Regions from separate parts of the Homo sapiens genome. Here region 1 is linked to region 2. Evidence: read pairs that join two places in POLR2A ChIA-PET (ENCODE). Cell type or tissue: PC-9. All regions are shown on one strand. Links, peaks and the distances in the headings refer to the core of each region. The heading gives the core; the rest is flanking DNA. Region 1 has its middle 65 kb from the start of PCED1B. Region 2 overlaps SLC38A4 (solute carrier family 38 member 4).

Evidence for each region. ChIA-PET counts read pairs that join two places held together with the same protein. Peaks named below come from ENCODE experiments on the same cell type or tissue, not always from the same donor. Only the 100,000 strongest peaks of a DNase experiment are listed, where the experiment ranks them.
Region 1: POLR2A ChIA-PET joins it to region 2 with 7 read pairs; 3 of 35 experiments call an interaction of 5 or more read pairs at or near these places.

What each region holds. Positions count from the first base shown.
Region 1 is chr12:47,012,056-47,017,448 of GRCh38, forward strand. No RefSeq gene overlaps it. Among named protein-coding and RNA genes, the nearest start is that of PCED1B, 65 kb to the right of the region's middle. In PC-9, for the core only: no CTCF peak of the experiment used is centred there; no DNase peak of the experiment used is centred there; H3K27ac peaks cover 1,077 bases.
Region 2 is chr12:46,774,227-46,779,619 of GRCh38, forward strand. SLC38A4 (solute carrier family 38 member 4) reads right to left here. Exons shown (of 17, transcript NM_018018.5): 10 at 5,385-5,393; 11 at 4,275-4,550; 12 at 4,063-4,142; 13 at 2,678-2,778; 14 at 823-947. Among named protein-coding and RNA genes, the nearest start is that of SLC38A4, 49 kb to the right of the region's middle. In PC-9, for the core only: no CTCF peak of the experiment used is centred there; no DNase peak of the experiment used is centred there.

The DNA.
Region 1 (5,393 bases), core at 265-5,264, 240 kb after region 2:
TCATGTTGGATTGGCCCAACATAACATTGCATATTTTTCTAATTGGCAACAAAATATGACTTAATACTTACATGATATTCTTGTTTATTTATAATTGGCATGTAGAACAATAATTGGTATCCAGTTCTGGGTCCTTCAGGATGACATGATATTAAGAGACAGGACAGATATTATTGGCATAATACACAAGAAGACCTTGGTGAATTATCTTCTACTTGTGTTTTTAATCACGTTAACTATAGAAGCATTCCTGTCTATGTTGTACTATTTGTCTTTCAAGGGACTGGGAAAGGCTTCATCACTGGGCACTATGCTTGCTGAAGAATAGAAGGAAATGGCATTTGCACTTCCAAAGTCACAGGATAAAAGAGATGCCTCCCACTGTCATCTTCTACCCTCTTTGTGGGTACTTATTCTCTGGGTAATTATTGTCTAATTTTCCTGTTTGATATTAGCCTCACCCTTAGCACCTAGGAAGGAATTGAATGAATACTTTCCTGAGGCTCTAAGACTCACATAAAGCCCACATGCATAATGGGATTAACTATCTAGACTGAATGACTTTTCCCAGTTAATGTAAGTACTATTTACAAGAGTCAGCTTAATATTTTTGAAATGGGAAGCCTTCCTTGCCTCTTGCACCTGCTGGTGGCTCCAGGCGTTCTTTGACTGTGGCTGCATAACTCCAATCTCTGCCTCTGCCTTTACCCCTCTATTCTTTTCTGTGTCTCTTTTAAGGATACTTGTCATTGAATATAAGACCCACCTAGACAATCCAGGATGGTCTCATCTTGAGATCCTTAATTAATTACATCTAAAAAGACTATTTTTCCAAATAAGGGCATGTTCAGTTTCCAGAGATTAGAATGTGGACATATATTTTGGGGAGTCACCATTAAACCCACTGCAGTCTCAAGTCTTGTCAATCATTAGAACCACCTAGATAACTTGATAAAGTACAGATTCTCAGGTCCCATCCTTAGCCATTCGAATTCCATAGACCGGGTTTGTATGCATGTTTGTGTTTTATTGTAGATAAGAACTAAATCTAGGTTTAAAAAAGAAAATCACTAGGTGATTCTGATGGTTATTGTCCCCTATTCTTTCAAGATCTTAATTTTGGAAAATGTCATTGTTATCTGTTACATCATCAATGCAGTGAAAGACAATAGCATATCAAGAATGGCAAGATGGTATGGGGGAAATTGTGGGCTTGGAAATCAACCAAGGCTGAACCTGAAATTTGGCGATATCTTGTGTTATTACTTAAATTCTGTGAGCATCAGTTTTCTCACCTGTAGAATGGAAGTCTTTACATTATAGTGTTATTGTGAAGATTAATGAGATAACGTATGTAAAACCCCAGCACGTGCTCAGTGATCAATTAAATGGAAACTATTATTAGCAAAAGGTGGATCTGGCAGCCTATGTTAATCCATGTAGCTATAATACAATCATCCAAACTGACTCATTAATCATATGTCATGATTTGCTTAATTTTGATATATAAAAAGAATAGTATTTATAAATTTTGGAATTATGAACAGGTTCTATAAAACAATGAGAGAGTGTAATGGAAAATATTACCTCTTTAATTATTATAGTGATGATTTTTCAACTTCCATATAGTTTCCAAAACCCTAGGTAAATGAAAAATCTCTAATGTTCAATTGATTAAGTGGCTTCACCCAAACTTCTCCTATGGACTATATTCTGTCTCCCCAAAATTCATATATTGAACGTCACAAGGGTGGGATGCCAATCTAATAAGACAGTGGCTTTATAAGAAAACAAAGAGAGAGAGAGATCTTAAGCAATCTTTCTCTGCCATGTGAGGACACAGTGAGAAGGCAGCCATCTGCAAACCAAAAAGAGACCCCTCAATGTTGAACTTCCAGCTTCCAGAACTATGAGAAATATACATCATTTAAGCCACTCTGTTTGTGGTATTTTGTTATGGCAGCCCTAGCAGATGAATACACCCCCCCATCTAGCCTATATCCCTTTTTAGCATGATTCTTAGAAAATATGTCCTCATTGTTGTCATGAACATTTCCCAGGCCTGCTACTTCTCCTTAATTCTAATAGATGGGGTAAAGGAAAGTTATGTGTTACATGGGAGACAACAGAGAGTGTTTCCTATTAATTTGTAAGAAACCAAGCTCATCAAGCACAAACTATCATCAGTATAGACTTCTTTAATGGGATTATCAGACCCATAGTTTCTCTTAATTCAGGATGGATATTTTTCCTTGAGTAATTTTTTTTCCTCTTTCTGTGAGTAAATTCTCTGGCCATCTAGGTAAATTTATTGCTCATACTTCTGTTCAAAAAGCTTTGATATTCACCGTTGCTTTCAGAATGGCCGGAGGACCCATCAATTCATAACTGCAAAGACCTCCAATTCCTTAACTCCTACTCCTCTTTGTGTAAACTTTTGATCCAAACTGTATGCTGATGTCCTACTGACCAGCATTGTTCTTTCACTTTCTCACATTTTTCCATCTCATTCCTTCTACCTCACATGCCCTGCTAGCACAGTCAACTATATCCAATCTAAACAACAGGTCCTACTTCACCTCCTACCAGCTCCAAGAAGGCTTTGCTGACCACTCCAGGAAATGACTCAGTCCATGCTAGCTTTATCCTTGTTGTGTCACATTACTCTCAGGACTTTGCACAGGATAAATGTTCATAAATATTAATACTTCTTGGTCTAAATATATTTCTCTATGTAAAGAGCCCTTGAACTTCTAAGGCACTTCTTGTCTGTATCAGCAATTTGAAACGAATCACGAACCTTCTGAGGACAGCCCATATGTATGTTTGTGTTATTTACATTTTCTATTGTGATTTCACTTTCTGCTTCTAGTGTGAGCTACATTGGGAGCTTCTTGAGGACTACATCCCATGAATGAGATTTGGAACTAGGAAAGACTACAGGTTCCAACCTAGACTTCCCTGCTGCTAAAATTACACTGTTTAGTAAGTCACTTCACAACCAATTTTATGAGTAAATGGAAATGATAATCCCTGTCCTTCAGGGCATGGTGGCTCACACCTGTAGCGCCAACTACTTGAGACCTGGGTAGGAAGATCTCTTGAGCTCAGGAGTTTGAGTCCAGCCTGGACAACATAGTGAGATGCCATCTCTAAAACAAAACAAAACCATAATAAGTACCTCATAGGATTTATATGAGGATAGAATGATGTATTGTAAAGTATCTAGCACAGCATCTGCCTCATGGTAAATTGTCAATATGTGGGAGCTTTATTCTTATGTCCCAGTACTCCCAACACTTTTGTAGGTTAAATATTTTTAATTGTTAATTTCAATATATATTTCTATATAAAGATAAAATGGGGGAAGGGATGCCATATTTAAATGTTTTTGTAAGGCCTCTTCTAACTCAAGATGTCCTGATGCTATAAACTTTAAAGTGTATCAGAACGCATAGCACAGAAGGCAGCACAGTGTTGAACAATAATGCTCTTTAAAGTAGCTGCTGCATTTCCCACATTTCTTTCATTGTTCAGAAAATGGCTCAATAAGCCCACTAGATGATTTGGAATTCATTCAGGTCTTGTGAGCCCATTGTTTGCAATTCTCTAACTGTCATTTTACAGTCACATTGGACCCAAAGGATAGAGTCTGAAAATTTATTGAATGATGGAATTTTCCAGTTACAGAGCAGAATCCTAATAATTCAGAGACATCTCACTCCTGTAGAGGTCCCAGAAAAAGGTTAACGTGAACACAATTGCCTGTCAAAATCTTCCAATTATAAACTAGTTACTAGTTACCTTTTCCTGCAGTTGTGTACACAAATTAATATTTAATTTGGATGATCTTCACCCAAAAATGAAGGTTATAGGAATCTGTGCTGTTGATTTAAATTAGAATATTATACTCCTTTTGTTTTTCCTTTCCCTATATTGATTCCATGCCTGAGCAGTTAAAACCTTTGTGGAACAGAGACATGACGTGGTGTCACTGTTGGCAGCACAGAAAGACACAAAGGTAGAGAGATTTCAGGAACAGCAAAATCCCTGTTTCTTCCAAATATAGCCTTTCCTGGTTTTTACTTAGCCTGAAGTTTCTACTTCTGGAATTATATTTGTGGAAATAATAGTTTTTATGCACTAGTTTTTTAGAATAGCATGTACACACATACAAAGGCACACAGCAAAAAAATGTAAAAAAACATGTGGAGGTATAGAAGGTCTACAAAGCAGTCCTGAAAAGGGGAAGGAAGTAAAAGTTTTAAATTCTGTTTGACTCTGTTGCTGAGAATATAAATTAGTACAACCACTACAGAGAACAGTTTGGTTTGGAAACAGTTTTAGTTTCCTAAAAAAACTAAAAATAGAGCTACCATACACTCCAGCAATTCCACTGCTGGGTATATATGCAAAAGAAAGGAAACCAGTATATCAAAGAGGTATCTTCATTATCATGTTTGTTATAGCACTGTTCAGAATAGCCAAGATTTGGAAGTAACTTAAGTGTCCACTGACAGACAAATGGATAAAGAAAATGTGGTACATATACACAATGGAGTACTGTTTAGCCATAAAAAAGAAGGAGATTCAGGTATCTGCAACATCATGGATGGAACTGGAGGTCATCATGTTAAGTGAAATAAGCCAGGCACAGCAAGACAAACATTGTATAGAGTCACTTATTTATGGGATCTAGAAATTGAAACAATTTAACTCATGGACATAGAGAGTAGAAAGATGGTTACCAGAGGCTGGGAAGTGTAGTGAGAGGTTGAGGAGACATGGGGATGGTTAATGGGTACAGAAAATTAGAATGAATGAATAAGGACTAGTATTTTATAGCACAAGGTGACTACAGTCAATAATAATTTAATTGTACATTTAAAAATAACTAAGAGTATAGTTGGATTTGTTTGTAACACAAAGGATAAATGCTTGAGGGGATGTATACCTGATTTCCATGATGTGATTATCATGCACAGCATGCGTATATTAAAATATCTCATGTACCTCACAAGTATGTACATCTACTACTACATATCCACAAAAATGAAAATTAGAAATTATTATTTTTAATTCTGCTTGAAAATTTTGTCCTGTGAGAAAACATTTTAAATGGTTCATTTTCAAGGCATGATCAAAGTACTGGCAGCCAGCCTGTGGATGTAACAAACCACATGGCTCATGCACCTAGAAGGTCACAATAAACTGACAGAATGTAGAGGAGGAGTCAGCCCATAAAAGGGAAGAAAGTTTCGTTATTGGGAAATCAAAATTTAAGCGGGAAAGGGGACCGGGGTATGGGCTTATAAGGGGATAATGAAACTAAGGTTATGTCTGGGAAGATTGTAACCCCATAGTACTCAACTGATGAGGAACTGGAAGAGGGA
Region 2 (5,393 bases), core at 219-5,218:
TCTTCATATGCAAGCCCTGTATGGAACATTATGTCCAGGACAGTGCTGGTTACTGTGTCACTTATTTTTTTCCCCCTCAAATGAATGAGTAAATTCAGTGTTTATGAAACAGGAGCTGGCAGGAGGGTGAAGACCTGTGTTTATCCTTAGGTGGTGGTTTTAACTCACACAGCCCAAATCTTCACTACCAGCTCTGCTCTGGGATCTCAGAACAAACTGACACCAATGACAAATGCCAGGGAGGGGTGACCTGGTGTGAGTCTGGCAGAGGCCATGTGTGAGAGAGATATGTGATAGATAGCATAACTGTTTTTTGAAAAATTTTTTTCTGGTATATAATTTACTTAACATGAATCCCCTTTTCATTAGCCTTCAAGGCATCAGGTTAAAAAAGGCAACTTTTGTATATTATTGCAGCACAACAAACTGGAAAAAAAATGAAATGCCTTCAAAACTGTGATGAAATTTAATAAGATTTGAAAGTTAATATGGTTTTGGCTTTCAAGGTTCCAAAGTTATATGAACTCCTACTCAGTTTTACTAATCCACAAGACAGAAGCTCCAGCTCCACTTTTCAACTTTGAGTTTAAAAATAAGTTTTATGATTTTTTTCCTACACTATAAAAATACCACCTGAAACTACTTGCTCTATCTACACATTAAATGGCCAATTTTAAGTGACTCAAAATGCTATAGGAAAATAATATCCTCAGGCATTGCAATTGCAAACTCACCCTATAATTAAATCAAAATGAAGGTAGAACACATGTACTAATTTATGGGGTCAAGTAGGTTTCTTTCATCAAAGTCTTATGTACTTACTGGGAAGAGGACAATGGGCACAGTTAGTGTTACTGCCACAAGGACTGCCAGGCGAACCATGAGAAGAGGGATGTCTAATGTATACACTTTGCTGTAGGCATGAAGTAATTCATCTTCAACTTCTCCTACAACAGGAAAAAGAGAATGAAACCGCTTGGTGTTGTCAAATCAGCACAGGTCACTTATGGCAACATTTTATAGAGAGAACACAGAACAGAGGAAAAGACCTAGGCCTGGGAATCCAGGCACCTCTGGTCTTGCCTCTGAGCTCATTAGCTATGCAACCTTCATTCAAATGAACAAAGAGGTCCTGAAGCTGATAACGTTGCAGAAGGTATAATACAAAATAAAGAGCCTCTCAAGCTCATTTACATTGTGATAAATCTATCTCCGCTGTACAGAAGCAATTACAAATCAGACAGAGACCAAGGTGCTCTTGTTGAAGGGGATGAGAGACCCAAGCCCCACATATTGTCTCTCCCAGCCTACCACCTCCCCTGTCCCTACCTGCGCAGCCACTCCTGATGCAGGTTACAAACCCAGTGTGTAAACTCTAGGATGAATGATTGCTACCATTTTTTCAAGCTCAACAACTATGACTCCATCACCACACTAAAACAGATATTTTTGGGCTCTTTCAAGTTTTTGCTTGTCTTATGAAACTCATTAAAATAAGTATAAGTAACATGCAGGGATAAATTAGTATAATTTTTAGATGGTCTCCCAGTGGGTACTACTCTAAGACGAAGATGCAGCCCTACTTGAAAACACCTTCATTCAGGACTCCAAGCACAAATAACAAGAAAATATCTATGGAATCAAGCGTAGTTGGATTTTCACCTCAAGATCAGACAAAAAGGAGTGAAAATACCTTCAGTAGTATTGACCTCGTCATTCATTATTTCACAACCGGCAAAAAGTTAATGCCCAATCTAAAGCACATGTTTGGTTAATAGTCAAATATTAGTCAAATAGAAAAAAAACCTAAGCAAATGGTGGCCTACTCCTGAATCTTTTCCTCCACAATTTGTCATACATGCAATTCAATTTACCAAGTCAGTAAGAAAAAAATTAAGTTAAAAACTTTAAAAGGAGGTTTATACAAAAATATATTTATATTGATACACTGATTCATGTAAACATATGCTACCAGGTCAATATGTGATTCCATGAAATCTGTTTATGTGGCCACACTTCATGGAAGGAGTACAATCCTACTCCCTTTGTGAACTGTTAAGATGCCAGAGAGGAAATGTTGCAGGCATAATCTAATGTGGCCATAGTCACTTTTTTTTGGTGGTGCATTCTTAGATTGAAGGAAATTCTGTCATGTCCTCTTTCTTAGGAAATCATTTAGTATAACAAAATAGAATGGGATATGTCAGAAATTTTACCTAAAGTCCCAAGCTCCCAGATTTGACTTGACTGGTAAAGAGGAGGCAAATTCAAACTTGAGGACCTGGCAGTTTCCCTGCTATTTGTGTGGCAGGTAATAATTCCATCAAAGGAGCTTTATCACATGCAAGTGGATTCATTCTCATCACTTGTAGCCTGAGTTGGACTATGGAGTCTAGCCAGAGAAATATCATCTATCCCTAGAGGAAAATAATTTTGTTTGAGGGATATTTTTTATAAAATAGGTGTTAATTCACAAATTCTTGTAACTTGTTAGCCAGGCTGAATCAGGCCCCATTTCCTCAGGTCAAGTGACAAAACTAAAATAGTATATTAATTGAATATGTGTCATCTATAGAGCATGCTTATAGAAGGCAATTTTTAAAAATCATACCTACCCAGGTCAAGGACCAGCCTAACAAGGATTTGCATATAGAGAATGACTTTCAGAGTGACCTACCATAGAAGGTTAGGTAACCAAAGAGGGCGGCAAGCAGGTACATGACAAGCATCCCCGTGATGGAAATATTTGACACCGTTTGCATTTTTCTCCGGGACCGACTGGAAAAAGAAAGAACACCAAGCTTTGTTTTTTAAACTTACAAAAAAAAATCACTTTTCAAAATGAAAATAATAATAAAAAAGTATATCTATATTGCTCATCATGAAGACATATTTAGTACATAAACTTATAGCTGATTTAAATTTGTCTTAGAGAGCTAATGAGGATTCATTTCCATTTTTCTTAAACACTAGTCCTTCAGTCTTAAAAACAATCATTTCCCTAGAAGAGGAACAGTCTATTTCACGTAGGTCAGTAAGCTTGCCCACTGAATAAGAATATAATTAACATAAAGATCAAACAGGCTCCTAACATAGAAAGCTTTTGCATTTCATAATGAGATGACTTTAGATGAGGAAAAGAACCTAGTAGAGTCAGCAAAGTACTACTGCCAGGAGTCCAGACTACCTGAAAAGCTTCTGAAAACCATTCTAGAAGGAACCTGGCTGCCAAAGATCAATTGTCAGGCTTCTGGAGTAACTGCTACATGTAATTTTCAAAGTAAATCAAAGACATCAAAATACTTGAAAGTGTTCTGAAATTTTTTATGAGGTAAATCAGAATTTATGGGGAAAGTTTTGCTATTTAGTGAGAATGAAGACTGAGGTTACTGATGTCTAGATTAAAGAAGTTGAGAATTATTATATAATACCCTCCCTTAAAGGAAAGAGGAAAACAGCTATAATGAGTTCATATCCTTTGTTCCCAAGCAAATATCAACAACTTCAAAGGGAAAAGAATACAAATGAACCATAGACCATCAGCTGGAAGAAACAAGATTTTCTAGCCAGTGACTCTATTGTACAAATAAGACAACAAAGGACAGATATTGACACATCTCTTGTAATGAATGTGTTCTAGACAAGGGTTAGGTGCTGACTATAAATGACATCACTGGCTTATCGAGGCTGCCCCTAACCATAAGTTTTGGTCGTCATGGGTGTTTTCATTTCTAGTCCAGCTGACATCGTTTCTTCCGAACAAAATTCAAATTTAAATTCCCAACACCTGCCAAAATTATTACAACCATCGACTCCTTGTCCACCTGCCATGAACCCCTCCCCTGAACCATTATGGTGGAGAGAAAGGAGAGAAAGAAGATAAGGTAGTGCTGTGGTGGGCTGATTCCCACCTTTCTGATTAAAGCATGTTACTGAGGAGTGGATGGAGTACATATTTTCTCTGAAGAGGAAGCTATAAACTGTGTTTCCTGTTAAAGAATCTTTGAACATATGAGCAGAATTTCAAAGCAAATTAGAATGCTAAAATGATGGCTGCCTTACTCTTTAAGTTCACTGTAGATGGGAAGGACCTCAGGGTGGCATACAAAAGCAAATACTAGGATAGGAATTGCATAGGCCGTCTGAAAAACAAAGACAACACCACGTGTTTAGCATTCCAACATAGATGGTGATCTCAGGCCATCTCAGTTTATTGAATAAAAACTTAGAAAACACATAACTGTACTCATTAGAAGCCCGGACCGCTCACTTACCCGGGAGTTGAATACAAAGTATTTGGGTTCACACTTGTCATCACTATGAGCTTCATATTCTACTCCACTGTCATGAAGAGAGCCCTTGGCCTGGTTCTCATCCAGCCCTGCAGGATTGCGGTGGGTGTAATCCATCATGAAGTTCACATCAGAACTCTCAGAGTTGTTGGGTAACATTACCACATGCATTGGAAGCGTGTTGTTGAATGACAGATTTCCAACACTGTGATCCAAAACAGGTAGAGGGCAGGGTATTTGGAATTTCTTGTAAATCACCTAGACTCAGTCATTAAAAAAGAAAAAAAAATCAGCTTTTTGAGAAAAAACAATGAAATAAGAATCCATATGTGTGGCTTATAGGGTGGGGGGTGAGGGAACTCAGTTAGGGATTCCTTTTAGACTAATGGACAAAGTAAACTTCCTCTAGCCTCTGTTCTAAGGGAAGAGTTGGAGCTGTGATTGGCAGCCCTGCCTCTTAGAGTTAACAGGACAATATTTTGCAAGAATCCTTCCCACCCTCTTTCATGCCCTTCCATGAGAAAGATGATCATTTCCTTATTTCTTCAAACTAAGGTGACATGGGTCTTCAAAACTTTTTTTCCTTCTCCTTTACCTCTTTGGGGAAATGCTTTATAAATTTTGGCATTCATGATAGTGCAAGAAATTCCCTCTTTTGTCAGGGGCCTAGAGAGGAGGATTTCTTCTTTAATCCCACTGTTCTTGTCCTCTCTTAATGGGTGGAATGTGTAAGAGAGAATGGCTGATTCATGTGAATATGGGTATAGCCTTCTTGTTTCTCATCTGGGACTCTCCTCTGCTGTTCTAAATGCCAGATTATTGTCATGTTCCTGCTTGAAGTTTTCCTTTTTTCCCCATATATAACCAGTGTGCCTAGACCAAACCATTAGTAGTAGCTTTGATATTCTACCTCAACTATCTTTAAATCGTAGCTGCTCTTTTTTTGCTCTAAATTAGTCTACAAGAAAATCACTTGTGATACAAGAACTATTTCATATTAGTGAAGTGCTTGAACAAAATGAGGACACTAATTTAGGCACAAAAAAACTCATGCTAACCAACCTGCAAGGATCATGTCATCACATCACTTACCACACTAAC